Regions from separate parts of the Homo sapiens genome. Here all the other regions are linked to region 3. A link is a loop called in an ENCODE intact Hi-C map of the cell type or tissue named here. Cell type or tissue: heart left ventricle. All regions are shown on one strand.

Evidence for each region. A loop is a pair of places that touch in the nucleus more often than their neighbours do. Peaks named below come from ENCODE experiments on the same cell type or tissue, not always from the same donor. Only the 100,000 strongest peaks of a DNase experiment are listed, where the experiment ranks them.
Region 1: a loop joins it to region 3, with 2.2 times the contacts of the local background. A loop is called at or near these places in 4 of 110 quality-filtered maps.
Region 2: a loop joins it to region 3, with 2.2 times the contacts of the local background. A loop is called at or near these places in 5 of 110 quality-filtered maps.

Annotation. Positions count from the first base shown.
Region 1 is chr2:190,861,429-190,863,928 of GRCh38, reverse strand. No RefSeq gene overlaps it. Among named protein-coding and RNA genes, the nearest start is that of GLS, 18 kb to the left of the region's middle. In heart left ventricle, no CTCF peak of the experiment used is centred here; no DNase peak of the experiment used is centred here.
Region 2 is chr2:190,849,625-190,852,124 of GRCh38, reverse strand. No RefSeq gene overlaps it. Among named protein-coding and RNA genes, the nearest start is that of GLS, 30 kb to the left of the region's middle. In heart left ventricle, a CTCF peak has its summit at 1,422 (motif pointing left); a DNase peak (open chromatin) is centred at 2,124.
Region 3 is chr2:190,978,642-190,981,141 of GRCh38, reverse strand. STAT1 (signal transducer and activator of transcription 1) reads left to right here. Exons shown (of 25, transcript NM_007315.4): 19 at 473-522; 20 at 1,276-1,370; 21 at 2,141-2,286. Among named protein-coding and RNA genes, the nearest start is that of STAT1, 34 kb to the left of the region's middle. In heart left ventricle, no CTCF peak of the experiment used is centred here; a DNase peak (open chromatin) is centred at 1,011; H3K4me3 peaks cover 635 bases; H3K27ac peaks cover 1,247 bases.

The DNA.
Region 1 (2,500 bases), 120 kb after region 3:
ATAATAAAACTCTTTCACTCCTAGCAACCACTTCCTGGAAAACAACCTGACAAAAAGATGAAAACAGTGAAAAGAGGTCTTTTGCACATTTAACAATGATAAGAGGGATTTTTAAGAGTGAAATCCCATAATAGCTTCAATCATAAATGGCTATATCCAGTATCTCTCAGATGAGCAGCCAGGATCATGAACTTCCTTGTTGCAAAATCATGTATTAACCCTTCCCTGATCACTGCATTCTGGATATGACAATCATCTACCTACAGAATTTTACAACAAAACCATCACTGAGATTTTACTGGGTGTATGGTATGCCCCATGCATTAATTTCACATTAATAGAAGGAATTGTACTCATTTTCTTGCTCCTCCTTATGTTCCTCTGGACAATTTATATAGCCTCAAAGGTCTTCGTTTCCTCACTTATAAAGTGAAGATAATGGTTCACACTTCTCACAACTATTGTGAGAATTAAATGAAGTAATGCATGCATATTGTTCAGGGATAGGCACACACAGAAACTCAACAGATGTTAGCTCCTTGTCCCTTGCAATCCATTTCTATCCAGGAGCTATAGTGATCTTCTTACACATAAATCGGATCATGCTACTCTCCAGCTTAAAACCCATAATGGCTTCCCATTACATTTAGGATAAAATTAAAAATTTGTAATATTCCTACAATACCTCTCTGGCTCTGCCTAAATTTTAGGTACATCTTCAGCCAGTCTACCACTAACATTCTATGCTCCAGCTAAAATTACCTTCTTTTGGATCTTTAAATATGCCAGAACTATATCATGGCCCCTGCATGGTAGCAGCACAAGGGGAGATTTGGGTGTCTTTATTCCTTATGATATGCATGAAGTCCATCCTTTATTTGATATGCAAAATTGATATATTATGAATCTTATATAGAATGCTATGCACAAACAGCTTCTAGCCCACCACTGAGTCAAATTGCTACCTCTAAGGCCCTCCTAAATTGTCATTTGGAAACTGTCACTGTTCTTGCACATGCCATTCGTTCTGCTCAAAAAAGCCCTTATCTTTTCTCTTTGCTACTGGTGAAATCTTACTGACTCATCAAGTCTGAGCTTGAATAATCCTGTGTGTCTATTAAGGTAGAGAAGGGCAAGGATAGTGTGGCTGCTTCTCTTAATGCTGTGGTCTAACATAAAGGGAGGCAGGAAATGCTTGTTGTTGGAACTCAAGGTTTACTAGATTTTTTTTTCTTTTTTTTGAGACTGGGTCAGTGCAGTGGCGCAATCTTGGCTCACTGCAACATCTGCCTCCCAGGTTCAGAGCTCAAGGTTTACTAATTGTATTAGTCTGTTCTCACACTGCTAATAAAGACATACCTGAGACTGGGTAATTTATAAAGGAAAGAGATTTAATTGACTCACTGTTCAGCATGACTGGTGAGGCCTCAGATTGAAACTTACAATCATGATGGAAGGGAAAGCAAACATGTCCTTCTTCACATGGCAGCAGCAAGGAGAAGTGCCAAGCAAAAGTGGGAAAAGCCTCTTATAAAACCATTAGATCTTGTGAGAACTCACTCACTGTCATGAGAACAGCATGAGGGTAACCACTCCTATGACTAAATTACATCCCACTGGGTCTCTCCCATGACACATGGGGATTATGGGAACTACAATTCAAAATGAGATTTGGGTTGGTGACACAGCCAAACTGTATCACTAACCAATAAAGTTTACCTGAATATATATATAGTGAAAGATCTGCCCCTGCACCCATGAAAAACTAGAGCATGTTACACCAGCTAAATCTGATGACAAATTTTGAGTCTGTCTTAAGCCAACATTTAGGAGTCAAAGAGAAAGAAAATGCCTCCATCAAAGACTGTGCCTTTGTATCCTGGCCTTTTCCTACGTCTTTTTTTAATTTTTATTTCTTTTAGACAGAGTCTCGCTCTGTTGCCCAGGCTGGAGTGCACTGGAGTGATCTTGGCTCACTGCAACCTCCGCATCCCAGGTTCAAGCTATTCTCCTGCCCCAGCCTCCCAAGTAGCTGAGATTACAGGCGCCCACCACTACGCCCGGTAATTTTTTGTATTTTTAGTAGAGACGGGGTTTCTCCATGTTGGCCAGGCTGGTCTCAAACTCCTGACCTTGTGATTTGCCGGCCTCAGCCTCCCAAAGTGCTGGGATTACAGGTGTGAGCCACCGTGCCCAGCATCCTTTTCCTACTTCTTTAACTCACTTCCTTTCTACTACCCTGACCACTGCATTTCAACATACACAAATCAATCTGAAGCAGAACTAAATTTTACATAGAAAGAGGGGTTTGAGAAAGGGAAAAGCGAGTGGCAGGACTATGAACAGAAGAAATAAAATGCAAGTACAGCCTCAAGGCATTCTTTCTCCTGGGCTCTCAGCAGGGAAGTTCCTGCCAGGCATATCTTTGTACCACACTTCTAGTCTGTCTTACATTCCTCTGGATCATTTACCAGTGGCCTAAGCTGCCTGCTTTACTTTC
Region 2 (2,500 bases), 130 kb after region 3:
ATTGTATTCAAAAAGCAATGTTTCTAAGGTTCACGCTCGAGAGAGAATGAAATAGGTAAGAAGTTGAGAAACAGCATCTAAGTAAATTTGTTATGGCAACTGTGCCATTCTTGCTTTTACCTGCAACTAAAGCAATGACCAGATACCTAACTGGTTTGAGTTAACAAAATATACAGCATCTTTAGGAGGGTCCTGACGCCTCCAGAATGTGGATCCAGGATGAATACAGAAATTTCTGTTTCAGTCAGAGGATAAGAACAGAGATAGAATAAGTTGATTTAAAGTAATTAAGCATTAGTGAAAATATATATCAGTATCAAAAGTTCGATCATTTTAAAATACCTTAATCTCATCTTAATGTTTAATGTTTGTATTACTTGATGGTGCAATGTCCTTTTGTTTTGTTTTGTTTTTGTGACGGAGTCTTGCTCTGTTGTCAGGCTGGAATGTAGTGGCAGGATCTCGGCTCACTGCAACCTCTGCCTCCTCAGTTCAAGCGATTCTCCTGCCTCAACCTCCCAAGTAGCTGGGACTGCAGGTGCATGCCACCCCACCCAGCTAATTTTTGTATTTTTAGTAGAGATGGGGTTTCACCATGTTGGCCAGGATGGTCTCCATCTCTTGACCTCGTGATCTGCCTGCCTCAGCCTCCCCAAGTGCTGGGATTAAAGGCATGAGTCACCACACCTGGCCCCATTTTTAAATAACCAAGTTAACATTTTTAAAGAAGTCTAGAAGGTTAATGCAATATAATCTACCTTGTAACCATACTTCTTGCCATAGCCTGATTGGATAAGAGGTTCATCCACTCAAAATGCCACAGAGGCCAGGTAGGTAAACTGAAGGAGGCTGGATGTAAGCACACGAGCATAGATGTACATTGAGTGCTGGAAAGTGCCTGGCTATTTAAGTGGGGCAGCTGGGTTCAGCTATAGCTAATGGTTATCTTGAGGGAATGAAGAGCTAGTAATTGCTAGATCTTCTGATTTTTCAAGAAAGACTGAAAATCCATATTGTTATGTGGGCACTCCTGATTATTAGCTGTTGGCTTAAATTTAAAATGAGCAAGACCATCCTGGCTAACACGGTGAAACCCCGCCTCTACTAAACAAAATACAAAAAAATTAGCCGGGCGTGGTGGCAGGCGCCTGTAGTCCCAGCTACTCGAGAGGCTGAGGCAGAAGAACGGCGTGAACCCGGGAGGCACAGCTTGCAGTGAGCCGAAATCGCACCACTGCACTCCAGCCTGGGCAACAGAGCGAGACTCCGTCTTAAAAAATATAAATAAATAAATAAATAAATAAATAAATAAATAAAGCAAGCCAACAAACCATTTGAATCAAACCAAATATGGCTGCTGGCCACTCATTTATTTCTGGTCTGACCATGTGATATTTATTGCCCCCTGGTGGTGGCTTTCCTCAATTCTAGCTTTAATTTTAAGAGATGTGACAACGAATTTTGGTGTTTGGCTAATTTGTGAAGGGGCATAGTCCTGCTGGGTGGGCGAGTTGCCCACTTCCAACATCCGTGCCAATGCTTTCTTAGATTGGCACAAAAGGCAAAGTGAAAATAAGCTCTCAAATGATAGTTCATGAGTCAAATACCAAAAAGAAATATTCACTAATACAGATATTGTATGATAATAAGTACAATATGGAGGTTTTTGTTTGTTTGTTTGTTTTTGTTTTGTTTGTTTGTTTTGAGACAGAGTCTCGCTCTGTCGCCAGGCTAGAGTGTAGTGGTGCGATCTCCGCTCACTACAACCTCCAACTCCCTGGTACAAGATATTCTCCTGCCTCAGCCTCTCAAGTAGCTGGGATTACAGGCACGCGCCACCACGCCCAGATAATTTTTGTATTTTTAGTAGAGATGGGGTTTCACCAGGTTGGCCAGGATGGTCTCGATCTCCTGATTTCGTGATCTGCCCGCCTCAGCCTCCCAAAGCTCTGGGATTACAGGTATGAGCCACCGCACCTGGCCCCAATATGTAGTTTTTGAAAAGCATATATTATCATATATTCAGGATGCTTTCTGGGCACAGTTAAAGCTAGGGGTGCCAAAAAACATTGGATCATTGTCTTGGGCTCTGTGGCTGCAGGACTGAGCATCTGGACTGTGACTCACTCAGGCAGTTGGCCAGTTCCCCAACTGGTGCTAAAGGAGACCTGAAATACACTTTTCTCATCTGTAAAATATGAGGATAATAATCCTACCTGGCTCGTGGGGTTATAAGACTCACTGTCCTCAATATGTGTTAGGGGGAAAATTCCTACAGATATATTAATATATGCAGTAAGCTCAACCTACTACCCTTGGTCATCAAGACAGGCAGGTAGGACTCTCTTGTCTTCTATGCACACCCTTGGCCCATACTGGGTGTGGTTCTTTTGGGACTTCCTCATTCTCTCCTTTAAGGTTGATTTCTTTTAAACTGATGTTCCCATATAAACATGTTTGAAGCAGAAAATGGTAGATTACAGCATGATTTGGACTGTCT
Region 3 (2,500 bases):
GGAGGCCCAGCAGAACACCTTTGATTTAGTGCAAAAGGCAAAGTCAGCTGATGGTCTTGGAAGGAAGTGTAACATGAAGAGGCATTAAAAGGACTGTCCTCTCTTTAGAGGAGGGAGGGAAAAGGGGGGCTGGGGAGGGAGAGAGCAGATGGTAAGGCTTTGTGATGTTTCCGCTTTCCCTAAAAACTCTCATATCGTGGTGCCCAGGAATCTGCCATCCATTCCTTTCTGCCATTAAACTCAAACCAACATATACATATTTTAGACCATTTAAATTCCGCCCTCTTACAGCACGTATTATAATTGCTCAGTTAATTTGGCATTAAGGTATCCGAAAATGTCAACTGTGTACATACAATCTTTGTTGGGTGTTTGGCTCTTTTCCTTGAGAGCAAATACAAGAGCCATCCGTCCAACCAAAGCTTTAGAATCAGTTTCTGTTTGCTGAAAAATCTGGTTTTTATTTGTTTAGGTCCTAACGCCAGCCCCGATGGTCTCATTCCGTGGACGAGGTTTTGTAAGGTGAGGACTGTCTGGGTTTTATGCTCTCTAAGTCCTTTTTGCTCTTGGTTGAGGTTCTCATGTTTCTTGCTGTGATAGTTACTTAACTGTTTGCTTATTTTGGCGTGTTCTTCTCTGGCCAAGGAGCCCCTCGGGCAAGTTGTTTACTTTTCTTCAGTGCAGGAGGTTGGTCTCCGAGCAGGAGTCTGACAGGAAGCACCTGCCTGAGTGATAACATTCTTTCATATCTGAAATGAGGCTTCTGTTCACTCACGCTGGACCCCTGCCCAGCAGTGTTTTAGCCATTTCTGTGTGAAATGTATGTTGTGGGCTGGGTGGCGCAGCCTGACCAGCCAGACGAGTTTAACGGCCTGCTCGAGCAGAGGGGCCCACTGCGGGGAACATTTAGATTCTGCTGGAGTCACCAGACAGTGCGGACCAGCTTGCACTGCTGGATTTTGCTAGTGTGGGGCAGCTTGTGTTTCCGTGAGTCACGCTGGAGGTCACCCCCAGGCTAGCTTGCTACTGTTTGGAAAGGGAAGCAGAGCCCGGCCCAGGGAAGTGGAGAGCTCTGGAGAGCTCCTGGTCTGAATGCTGATAAGAGCGGGGAGGGAACTTGATATTCCCTGCCAGGGGAGGGATCCCATTGCTGTGCTGAATGGGACAGTTCCATCCTTGGCACCTGGGGAGTCTTTGCAAATGATGGTGGGAGGGGCCATGGTAAGTCATTGTTTTAGATTTTTGTTCATAATGTCTGCATTTGTATACTTTCAGGAAAATATAAATGATAAAAATTTTCCCTTCTGGCTTTGGATTGAAAGCATCCTAGAACTCATTAAAAAACACCTGCTCCCTCTCTGGAATGATGGGTAAGGGCCACCGATAGATGTATTTTGAAACATATTTTTAGTGCTGCGAGGTTGAGACAAGGCCTGAGTCCAGCTTCAGTATTTGACTAGGCGTGTGTGAATCTCACAGGAGTGCGCATTTATAGGCTGCCCCTTCAGGGCTTCAGAAGAGTAGAACCTCATAACATTAACCTTACACTTTCTTAGTACAAGTATATGTATTGGCAAAGCTAAATTAAAAAAAAAAAACAACTCTTGAGTGCCATTCATGCATTCATTCACTCAACAAAAATTTTTTGAGCACCTACTATGTGGCCCCTAGGAAGGAAGAAAAACCCTTTTAACTGGGTAAATCATTTCTATCTTGACTTATTGCCAGGATCGGCTGATATTTCAACAGAAGCTTTAACTTGATCAGAAGGGCTAAAATATGAAAATATATTGCCTAGGTCTTCCTCTCCAGTAAAAAAGATGTATACATTCAGACATTGTTATGGCCTTTAAAATAATAAAGGAACAATAAAAGGCTCATTAATCCCACACGTGTTATTGAGCATCTGTAGCATCCTACTGACACCATGTTCATATCGCTTTTTTTAAAACCTTAGTATATACATGTATAAGTGAAATGCTTCCTTAAGTGTCAACTGAACAGATTTTAAAATAGTCTACGTTTTTTACCGTAGGTTTTTTTTCTCACATTCCAGCCATTTTCTTGGTTTGTAAGTTAGCATGAAAATGGAAATCATGATTGAACTAAAAGCCCATCCGTCCATCTCTTCGATATCCAGGTGCATCATGGGCTTCATCAGCAAGGAGCGAGAGCGTGCCCTGTTGAAGGACCAGCAGCCGGGGACCTTCCTGCTGCGGTTCAGTGAGAGCTCCCGGGAAGGGGCCATCACATTCACATGGGTGGAGCGGTCCCAGAACGGAGGCGGTGAGTGGGAGTTTGAGCACATAGTCCCACCATTCCATGTGTGTGAAGTCCCTCTTCATCGCCGCCAGTCAGCTCATACAGATAGTGCGTTTGGGACATGAAATTGCAGATCTTATACTTACCCCAAATGAGCCCCCGATAGGATTTAATAAACCACCACAAATGTTTGTGGTTGTGGTTCACTCTCTGGAACATATTGTGGAAATGATGGTTT